2 separate regions of the Homo sapiens genome follow, and region 2 is linked to region 1. The links are chromatin loops, found by intact Hi-C in ENCODE. Cell type or tissue: heart right ventricle. All regions are shown on one strand. Links, peaks and the distances in the headings refer to the core of each region. The heading gives the core; the rest is flanking DNA.

The links. Hi-C counts contacts between places; a loop is a spot of excess contacts. Peaks named below come from ENCODE experiments on the same cell type or tissue, not always from the same donor. Only the 100,000 strongest peaks of a DNase experiment are listed, where the experiment ranks them.
Region 2: it touches region 1 in a loop (2.2-fold over the local background); 5 of 110 quality-filtered maps call a loop at or near these places.

What each region holds. Positions count from the first base shown.
Region 1 is chr3:16,466,209-16,471,914 of GRCh38, reverse strand. The region is part of intron 2 of RFTN1 (raftlin, lipid raft linker 1); the gene reads left to right. Among named protein-coding and RNA genes, the nearest start is that of RFTN1, 45 kb to the left of the region's middle. RefSeq lists enhancers at 3,992-4,121, 4,362-4,491. In heart right ventricle, for the core only: no CTCF peak of the experiment used is centred there; a DNase peak (open chromatin) is centred at 2,958; H3K27ac peaks cover 3,292 bases.
Region 2 is chr3:16,359,837-16,365,542 of GRCh38, reverse strand. The region is part of intron 6 of RFTN1 (raftlin, lipid raft linker 1); the gene reads left to right. Among named protein-coding and RNA genes, the nearest start is that of OXNAD1, 97 kb to the right of the region's middle. In heart right ventricle, for the core only: no CTCF peak of the experiment used is centred there; no DNase peak of the experiment used is centred there; H3K27ac peaks cover 2,763 bases.

The DNA.
Region 1 (5,706 bases), core at 1,056-5,055:
GAAATAGAAAAACACTCATGTAAAATTTTCAGGGTCACCTTTTAAAAAGGAGAGTGTCCTTCTAAACCACATCTTAAGACTTTTCAAATTCAAAGGAATAAAAAATAGTTTAAAAATAAAATATTCTGATTTCTAAAATTCATAATTTTTTGATCAAACTTGTGCCATGACAGAGCTATAATTTGTGTTTTTATGTGTGTGTTTTAGAATGCTTAAGGAACTTGGGATAACCAATTTATAGTGCATGTGTGTCTATTTAAAAACTTGTGTGAAGAAGAGTTTTAAAAATGGAAAAATAGATCCAGGTTCTACTCCCTGTTCTGTAATTGGCCAGCTGGACAATGCTGGGCAAGTTTCCTTCTCTCCCTGACCTCCTTTACAGTGGCTGCTATTTATTAAGCACTCGACTGTGCACCAAGTTGCTATGCAGGCCTGTATGTGAATTATGGCAACAATCCTGAGAGGCAGGGACCATTAATATTGATATTTTCCAATAGGAAACTGATGTCCAGAGAGGCTAAGTAACTCACCTTGGAAGAAAGCTTCTCTGTCATGAGGCTAAGATTTGAGCCCAGGTTGTCTAACTTCAGAACCAATGATGGTAACCACTATGCATACTGTCTCCTCCCACTGCATAAAGTAGACTGTGACATGTGGCCCATTTTGCGTTTTAAAATGATTTGTGGCGTAATAGGCATTATAGGCCTTGATTTATAGTCACACATTTTTGTCTTTGTGATTTATTTAACAATAGGGTTTTGATCAATCCTTGAGTGTAACTTATTCCTAGAAGAAAGATGCATATTAAAATGGTTTGCTTTATTCTGTGGTTTTTGGGAACAGATATAAAAAGTGGAGACCACTTCTATTTTTATTTTTTAGAGGTAGTGTATGTGAAACTTTCCAAAGCACTTTTTGCTTGCATATTTTACCTTTAACAACTCTGTGAGGTAGGTTGGACAGATATTGAATTTAGTTATAATAGTTATCTGGAAATTCTTGTTTGTTAATTCTAGCACCCTGTGTAACTTGGGATTGGTCTTCATTGATTGCCATTTTTCTTTAAAATGGGTAACATTTTTTATGACATTTTTGTGGTAATTTTGAATTGTATCCTGGACATTGTGACTGTGATGGTGTGGAGACTCTGGATTCTGTTATATTCTTCTGATGACTGTTGATTTTGTTTGTTTGCTTTAGCAAACAAGCAGTTGGACTCCAGCTGCCAACTCTGTCTCTTGGGTGGCAGCTGAAATTTGTTCTTTTAGCCTTAGCTGGGTTGCTTAGGGAGTACCTCGTGCATGCATGGTTCAGGAGTCTGCCAGAGATCTGGGCAGAGTTTATACACAGAATCTGGGGCTCTTTTCTCTGGCTCTCTCCTTTCTGGGGTTTTCTCTTCATATTCTACCAGCTGAAGTAGCCCTGTGTTCTGTCTTCTGTTTCTTCAAGCCAGTAAACTGTGGGTTTCTGTCCGAGTTTTAGCTGCTCCTGTGGTACCAACCAGGGCCTGCCCTTGGGCTAAAAGCCATCAGAGACAAAACCTCGCCCAGTGCAGTACTTTTCTTGCAAGTGTTGATGCCCTCCAGTATCTGCCTGCCTTGGCTTCCTCTCCAGTGCCCTCAGAAAGTTGCTTTGTTTTGTTTTGTTTTGTTTTTATGTCTGTATGTGTGTGTGTGTGTGTGTGCGTGTGTGCAGAGTTTATAGTTGTTATCTGCAGGAGACTTGATCTATAGGAGCATCCTCAGTCATACCAGAAGTGGAGCAGGAAGGACAAATATCCCCATTTTAAAGATAGACAAATGAAGGCCCAGAGAAATCCCATCTCTGGTGTCAGAACACAAGTTTCTGGGTCTGTAGCCTGGACCCCCCTCTCTTTCTGACAGATCTAGGTTCAATTTTCACTTCTGCTCCTTGCTAACCCCATGACCTTGAGCAAGTCACTTAACCCTTTCTGAGCACACAGCTCCTCTGGGTTATTGTCAGGGTGAAATGAGATAACATATCTGGAGCGGCTGGGGCAGAATAAACCTTCAGGAAATGTCCCTGTGTCAACAGAAAGGGTCCTTGGGGATGTACTTGCTGTGATTGTTTGTCCTATCTTCCCCTGGGGTTGACTTTGGCTTTGTGTCCAGTCAGTGCTGTTGTGCAAGGAGGGAAAAAGAAGTAGCTTCATGTTCAAGGTGAGCAAGCATCCTCTGGGCCCAAGGCCGTCCTCTGTGGAAGTCCTGGAGGGGCCTCAGGCCAGCATGTCTGCCCCCAAGCTCCTGGTCCTCTCTCTTCCCCCCTTCCCTCTGTGGAGCACGCCCTACCATGCTCCCCAGTGCGGCATCCTGGAGTCCCACTTTGCGTCTCCAGTTCCTTCCCGCCTGCACCAGGCATCTGTGGAAGGTCGTGCACCTGCCTTTGCACTGTCTCTTGGTGTCAGCTTGTCTTCTCCATTCCTCTAACCAGTGGCCCAGATTTGTCCAGCCTGGATAAGCATAACAGCCTCATAACTGGCTGCTGATGGCAACTCTTGCTATTGTAAAGTGCTTAATAATAATGATGATGATGATAATGATACTATTGGGAAGTATGTAATAACAACAACCGACTCACATAGCACCTAATATATACCAGTCACGCTTCGAAGTCCTTCACATATATTAATTCTTTTAATCCCCACAACACTCAGTGAAGTATATACTATGATTATGCACATTTTACAGATGAGAAAACTGCTAGGGAGTTGCGCAGCTAGGATTTGAACCTTAGTGCCTAGCTCCGGAAGCTATGCCCTTGACTTCTTCAATAGACAGCTAGATATTTTTCACATGTAACCTGTGGGATAAGGACACTGTTATTCTTGTACTTATTTGGACGTGGGATAGGCGGGAACTCAAGGATTGTTAGTGGCCTGTGGCCAAAGGAAACTCCACCTTAGTGGCCAGTGTCAGATGCGATTCAGGCAGGCTGAGTGATGGGGGGAATGGATTGGCCTTTTGGCAGTGAAGAAATGGCTGCATGCCTGCCCTAATGGGCCAGCCACAGGAAGGGGAAGCATACGTACCCTTTTCTGGCTGTGTCTAATTATGTGGCATTTTTTTTGTCTCAGTTATAAAGATTTAATTGCTCCATTGTACTGGGGCACCAGGGCCTCTTATAAGTCATCTTTTATGATTGGTGATAATTGGCTCAGCTTGAATTGGCTACAGCTAGTTGCAATTTCCTTACCATTTTTAATCTGAGATCTGATTTTAGCCTTATCTTTTTTCTGAGTAAAGTTTTTTTTTTTTTTTTTTTTACTCAAACGCTGGGTTGTACGTGAGGAAATGCGTCAGCCTCTCCCCGCTACTCCATCACTCTATTTGGGCTGATTTATGCATTAAGCATCTAATCTAAAGATAGCAAAGATATGAAAAGGCATCTTAAAGTGTTTTAATGGCTTGGAAGAGAAAATCCCACCAAAGGGAGAAACGTGCCCTTCACTCTGTCAGTGTTGTTAGGATCTGATGCCTGATCCCAGGGTGGGGACATTTTTGACAGTCATGGGGTATAGGCAGACAGCATCTAAGGGAGCCCTACTTATCTACCGGAAACTCGAGACAGAATGCAGGTACTTCAAAAACGAACGACAGTGAGGGTTTGGGAACTCCTACAGATAAGTTTCCAAATGAAAAAGATAAGAAGCCTGTCAGCTGAAAGGGAATGAGGAATGAGCCACATAAATTAAGCCGACGGAATTTCTAGAGAGTGAAGTGTGCTGAGGCATCACCAGCCGTGGGATATAAATATAGCTCACCCTGTTATCATTCTGGGGTCTGCAGTCTCCATATTGATGTTTCTATGTTTTGAGTAAGCACTTCCTGAATGTTCCAGTCTTTGAGTCTGGCAGACTTGATTTATGAAGAAAAGATGATGATAATGAATGGGAAAGGCTTGCTGAGGAATTAATTTGGGGGTAGTAGTAAGAGCGAGCCTGCTTCTCTCACCCTCTTTCCCCAAAGTGTACTCTTAGGTGGGTGCTGCCAAAATGCACGAGTGGGGTGAGGGATGAAGCTCTTTTAGACTTCCTTCCTCTGGGGTCTGCTCCCTGCTCTGTCTGCCAGAGATATTTGCTGTGAAAGGCTTTCACCCATTTCTGTCTTCTTTCCTTCCTTTCTTTATTCCTTTCTTCAACTGAACTTTGTTTCCATTCACTTGCATGCCCCTGAAGCTTTTGATGTGCATGAACTGCCGTTGGCTTTTTGCATCTCTGGTTTCCCTTCCATGGCGCACGGTCATCACCTCTTTTGGCCACTCCTCTTTGAGGGCTTTTCTCTGCTTCCCCTTAACCCTGGGCATTCCCCGGGCTCAGGCCCTGCCCACTCTCTTACAGAAGGCTCCTTCCGGGGTCAGCATGTGCTTGGCATGTTTGAGGATCACGAATGAGTCAAGTGTCTGGATCCAGTAGAGATGAGGATGAGTGGCGGGCAGCGGAGGCAGCCGGGGCCATGTCCTGTGTGTAGGGCCTGTGTGGAATGTTGTGGATGGCACTGGAGCAGTCTGAGAAGGAGGGGGCTGCATCTGGATGGCTGAGTTTGTGAGCCAAGGGGCCTCTGCATAAGTGAGGTGTTATTGACCTTGGGATCTTTCTTCCTCAAAATTGAAAGACCAAGGCACTGTGGTTTATTCTCCTGCCTTCCCTCATTTCCAATGCCATCATATCCACTTGATTATTCTTTCCAGCATCTCTCTATGCATCCGTCTGTTTCATTCCTCCCACTGGTTCCCAGGCTCAGGCCTTTAGCTCAGGAGTGGACTACGATCATGATTTCCTTCTACCCAAAACCCTCACCCCCCTTTTTGTTTTGTGTATCTCTCACACATCATTAGACTAAACGCTGCTGGTAACACATTTTTCTCCACACTGACAAGATAAGAATTGACCTTAGGCCTGCCAGTCTCTTTCTCCCACATCTGGCCTTTGCATCCATCCCCCTACTAACCATCTCCTCTTCAATCAGAGTGACCTTCCTTTTTATCCTCCCTCCCTTTGTCTGTAGCGTAATTACTGTGTCTTGACTTGTATTAGATACTCACTGTCTAGAAAGATGGACTGCCTTCCATGTTTTCAGCTATGAGAAGCGTATGTGTGTCTGTGTATGTGTGTCTCAGTGTGTGTGTCTCTGTGTACATGAGTGTCTATACCTACCTCAGTATAGTTCTTGCTTTGAGAAGCTGGCAGTCTTGTTTGGCAGACAGGAGGTATGATTTTGAAATTCGCAGGTAACAGGTTGGAAGAAACTTCTGCCTGTAAAGAAGGTTGGTTTCTGAGGATGGTTGGTGTTTTACTTTTTCCTTAAATTAGGAAGGAGCCTGAGTTCAGGCCCAGAAGGAAAGGGGTGTAATGGCTGCTTCTCTGAAACGGCCTTAAGTGTTCATCAAAGAACAGAAGGAATCCTCTGCATCTTTTTCTGAGCTTCATGAACCACCAGTTGAGGAATTTGGAGTATATGATGTTGGAGGTCACTTCATACTTCGTAATTTGGTAATTTTTGCAATATTTTTACTATCATAGGTAAATAACAACAGAGATTTCATAGATATTACATCTTTAAAAGTAAAGTAAAACACTGATTTCTTTTTTTCCCACGTAAATCCCTGAATAGGAATGCAGTCCTCATGTGTACCTGTTCCTTTGCAAGCTGGGATGAGAGGACGATGCAAGTTAAAAGTGTTCTTTGT
Region 2 (5,706 bases), core at 1,198-5,197, 110 kb after region 1:
CCACCTTTTTTTGACACCTAGCATATCCTCCATGATCATATATTTGCAAAATACATAAGTAAAACACATGTACATGTTTTAAATAAAATATATATTAAATATGTGGGGTATATATTTTATACAGACATACTCGCAACCAACCCCCCAGGCAGGTCCTACTTTTTGTACTTTCTTAACATCACAGTGCTGTATTCAGAAGGTGGCTAATGATAGTTCTGGATGATGCTCAATAATGCCAGTGGTGGTGAGGGAAAACACTGATATTGGAGTGTTTCCCCAGGAATCTGCAGGTTTTAGGGTGGGACTGGTAAAGAGGGAGAATGAAGTAGTACCAGGTGTTTCTGATAGCCACTCCCTTGGGACACCACCCACCTCCAGGAATGTCTGGCCTAGTGGTTACAGGCAGGGCTTCTATTTCAAAGAAGCCACTTAATAATGTAGGGGCTAAATTGCACGTATGCCATTAAATGCATTTTCTCATGTGTCCATAGGACACCTTTAAAAAAACTTTTATTGCAGTTTAGCACACACGTAAAAAACTGTACAGATCATAGGATATAGCTCAGTGGCTTTTCACAAGGTGAGCACACCCATGTCACCAGCACAGAGATCAAGACGTAGAACTTAACAAGCCCCTAGAAGCCCCTGCGTGCCCCACGCTGTTTCTATCCCCCCAGAGTAACCACAGTCCCTACTTGAAACACTGTTGATGAGTTTTGAACTGTACAGACTTTATATACTTGTCATTGTGGGATTCATTCATATTTTTACATGTAATTGAAGACCATTTTCTCTCATTGCTGTGTGCTATTCCATTGTGTCAAATACACAGCTATATACGTAACTTAGCCATTTACAAGCATATTTTTATTTATTTATTTATTTTGCCCCATATAGGACAGCATGGCATCTGCACAGATGTGGCCCCAAACAGAAGCCCTAAGCCCATCTCATTGTGACCCAACTGAAATCTCACCCTAACCACCGAGGCAGAGAGAGTATGGTGCAGTGGTCAGAAAACACCAGCTCTGCAAGGGTAGAAACCTAGCCTGTCTAGCACCTACCCCCGGTGCCTCAAACAGGATCTGCTTCACCATAGTAGTAGCTCAATGTCTACTGTGGAAAACGAGTAGGTTTTAGGATGAAACAAATCACATTTCAGATCTGGCTTGGCCCTTGAACTCCACATGAACATGGACTAATCATTTAACTCAGTTGTCTACCCACTAAAAGGGAATGACAGCTCTTACAGAATTTTGGGGAGGATTCAATGAAAAGCCTTGAACTGCATCTGGCAGAGTGCTTCCACGTCCAGCTAACACTGAATCAGAATGTTTCTTCCCTATCTGGTCAGTTAAATGGCGCTGCAACTTGCAAGCTAACCCTTTTCTACCTGAAGAGGAGTAATATCTTTTCTAGATTATTCATTGCCTCAAATTGAGAATGTAGGAAGGCAGGCCGGCCCAGAGCAGCAGTGAGTGTTCAAGAAGCAAGAGAAGGCAGCAGCCTTGCTCATTCTTTGGTTAATAGAGCAAATTAGCTGCAGTGTGATTGGGAAGCAACATGGCACCGTTACCTGGGATTGGTTGAGCGGTGATTACATTTGCCATGGGATCACATGTCATATGATTGCATGTGCAGTTGGGCTTACGCAGTTGGCGATTGCTAATCCTGGAATCAAGGTGGTGCCAAGAATCCTGGAATCAAGGTGGTGCTGTGCGACCTCTGATGGAGAGAAGGCGCCCTCAGAGAGCCAAGAGGATCTGTTATGCCAGCTAGTCCAGGGTGGACAATCTGGTCCAGTCTAGCTTGTTTAAAGGAGAACAGTAACACTTTGTCTTTAACCCTGCAAAAATAGACCAAATGCATTGACCGCTTGTCATGGCATGCACATTCAGGCTAGACTTTGGCGAAGCACAGCACCCTGGGGCTGAGCCTGAAGGTTAGCTTGATATAGACAGTCTTAATGTCTCAGAGGCTGCAGAAGAGTGGTTGCCTCACAGAATTTACCTCTTGAAATAATATGGCAAATCTCCTTTTCCCACATCCTTCTTGTAAATCATAAGCTTGGAATATTAAGGTGGCCTTTTGCCAAAAGACCAGCATCAAATATTTATACAGTACGAGGGAAAATAGCTTTTTGTGCACAGTAGGGAAGCATCTTCGCTTTAATAAAAAATGCAGTGATAATGGAATGTTTTCCATAGACGGAGGGCAGTTTAACCTTTTTACATTGGAGCCTTCACTCTAAGATAAACCTATTTATACCCAATTCAGTGCACATTATAGTGAGGCTGAGCCATGAAGGTAATGAGGAGACAAGGAGTGGACAAGGCCGTCAAAACAAGCGACTCTTTAAAAGCCCAGCTGTCTGCTCTCTGGTTCATTGACTTTTTTGCTGTTACAGATAACCAGATTTTGATAGCCATTCTGAACTTCAGCCTCATGGTTAAGTAGGTGAATCAGTGCTCTGGATTCAGAATACTGGAGCATTAGGCTGAGGTGGGGAGGCTGGGAGGCAGGCAGTGGATGAGGTGGGTGGTGAATAAGGATCTGGGTGTGTTCCTCCTTCATGCCCTCAAGCTAGCCGTAGCTTTCCCTGCGGACTACACAGCCCCCTTCCCAGGCCTGTGACTCAGGAGGAAGGAGAGGAAGCCCAGCAGGGGATGGAGAAAAAGTCTGGATGGGCTGTGAGTGTCCCCTTCCCTCTTCTGGACCTCGGCTCTGCCATGCTCGCCATGGGCAGGCTAAACACCATCATATAATTTATGTTGAATTAAGCACTTAAGTACTGAAAGCACATGGCAGGCACTTTTAAAGGGCTTAGAGGTTTTCCATTGAGAAGATCTGTATGTAGAGGCTTTGGAAATTTGATATAACTTATTTTTGTAGTAGTCTTGAGGAAATGTGTGCTGTGTTGATACAATCCTGATGGAATCATTGAGTGTCTTCTGGTCTCAAGCATGCCCAGGTCAGGATTTGGGAGGGCTTTACTCAAAGGGGTCTCTTAGGGCATCCCTATTGTGATAGGGGCTCCAGATGGACTCCTGGAGTGTTACCCAGGACTTAAAAAGTAAGCTGGACTATGGTCCATACTCACCTTGGACCCCAAAATACTTGTGATGTGATTTAGCTGCAGAGCAGCTGTTTTTCCCTGATAACCTATGAAACATGTCTCTTAGGAGGCCATGGAATAAGCACTTGGGAGGAACATTTCAGCAAAGCAGATGAGAGAGGCAAGCTTAGCATCTGCCAAGGCTGTTTGATAACAGACTCTCAGGATGGGAAACAAGAAGTTGGAGTGTGTTATTGGTTTACCCATAGGGCTCTTACTTGAAATGGAGAACTATCTTATGTTGGGATAATATCAGGATAAGGCTGCTGTGCTTATTACCTTACAGCCATGGTTTGTTGAACCGGTTAGGCCTTCCTATTATTCTGGAATGAGGACCCAAGCTAAGCAAAGTACAGTGGTCTTGTTTTTAGGTCTAGGTTGTGCATTGTGTCAGTCAGCTATTGCTCCAATAATTCTGTGTAACAAACCACTTCAGAACTCATTGGCTTACAATGGTAACAATTTACTCTGGCAGATTTTGGGGTTGGCTGGAGCAGCTCTGTTGAGGCAGAACTGGTCTCAGCTGGGCTCCACTGCGGCAGCTCTGCTCCATTTGTCCTTCATCTCCCTAGAACCAACTGGCTAACTGGGGCATGCCCTCTCAATGTAATGGCCAAGACACAAGAGGCCAAGTTCAACCACACACGTGCTTTTTATGTCTCTGCTTGCATTACACCTGCTAATATCCCATTGGCCAAGCAAGTCAGATGAACAGAGCCCTAAGTGGCTGGCCTCCCCACCAGTCAATTTAGTCTTAACCACCTTCTCTCCTGATTCTGCTGCTCACCTGGTCCTTGGCTGTCCTTCGTTCACTCTGCATGTCAGGCTGGCTGTCCCTTCCTCCTGGAACTCTCAAACCCTGCAGATCCATGTTCCTTGCTTGCTTAGTTCACTCGAAGTGGGGAGCCCTACCCTGATGCCTCTTTCAAAAATAGCCACCACCACTGTGTCCACCTTCACACTCTCCCCTTGGCCCACTTAGTATTTTTCTAGCATGTATCACCTCTGACATGATGTTATTGTCTTCCTCCTCCACTGCAAGGTAAGCTTCATGTAGGCAGGGACTTTATCTTGCTGCTTGTGAGATCTCTAGTGACTACAGGACTACTTGGCACATAATAGATTCCCAGTAGGTGTCATAATGAATGGCTGGAAGGTTATTCAGTGCACTTGAACTCCAGTAACATGTCACTCACCCTTCTGAGGCCCTATATGCCATTTTTAGACTCCTCTAAGGGAAGTTTTTCTATTTAGATTACACTAAAATCATCTCCCCATAGTTTTAAAAAACTCTTTGATTCTAGTTAGGCCTTCAAGAGCCTTGTAGAGGAGAGAAAAAGGAAATTCTTTGTCATTTGTGTTGTCCATTTACTTGTGTTATACCTGTATTAACTTGTTAATAACCTCACAGAAAAGGATATAAAAGAAAACTCAAATTATATGTAATTCTACCACTTATAACTGCTGCTAGCATTTTGTGTATTTCCTTAAAGTTTGTCTAAACCATTTTAACATAAAAATCCATATTGAGCTCATGTGGCAGTTTTATATCCTAGTTTTTTCTCCATAATATTGTATCTAAAGCATTTTTCCAAATCATTAAATTCCCATAATATTTTTAGGGACAGGCTAGTATTTTATAGAAATCTCCAAATTTAACTATTTTTCTATGGTTAAATATTTGGATTGTTGAACATTTAGATTAAGTTTTTAAGTAATTTTATAAGTAATGCTTGTAGATGGGTATTTGATGGCATTGGAGGTTATTACCTCATGATAGACAAGAAAGGTAAGATTTCTGGGTGAAAGAGGGTGGACTTTTTGTGGCAAGCTCCTGCAACATTGTTAAATTGCTTTCTATAAAGATTGTACAGTTAAAATTCCCTTAAGCACTGTAAACTTTTGCATATCACCATACCTTTACCAGCAGTGAAAATTTTCTTTTCAAAATTTGTCACCTTGCTAAATAAAAAAGAAGTTGAGGCCTGGAACGGTGGCTCTTGCCTGTAATTCCAGCACTTTGGGAGTCCAGCAGTCCGAAACTAGCCTGAGAAACATAGTGAGACCGCATCTCTACAAATAATAAAAAATTAGCTGGGGTGGTGGCATGTGCCTGTGGTCCCAGCTACTCGGGAGGCTGTGGTGGGAGGATCACTTGAGCCCAGGAGGTTGAGGCTGCAGTGAGCCGTGATTGTGCCATGGCACTCCAGTCTAAGAGACAGAGTGAGACCCTACCTCAAACAAAAAAAAAAAGAAACTGCAATTTTTTTCAATGTTTACTGGCCATGGAAAGATAAAGAGAATTAATTAATTGCTTTATGTCCTTTGTTTCTAATGGTGTTTCAGTATTTTTAACTATAAAAGCTTTTTATATATAAAAATATTAAGCTTAGCCTTTATTTTTGTTATTGTTGTTGCAAATAATTTTCTCATGCTGATGACCTTTTGTTTATGGGGTCTCTTGGGAGCCAAAGCTAAAGATTGTTATATATTCACATTTGTCAGTCTTTTTCTTTGTGACTTCTAGAAAATACTGGCAGTTCCAGGAACTCCAGCATGATTCAGGGGACTTTCTGAATTTGTCTCCCTTC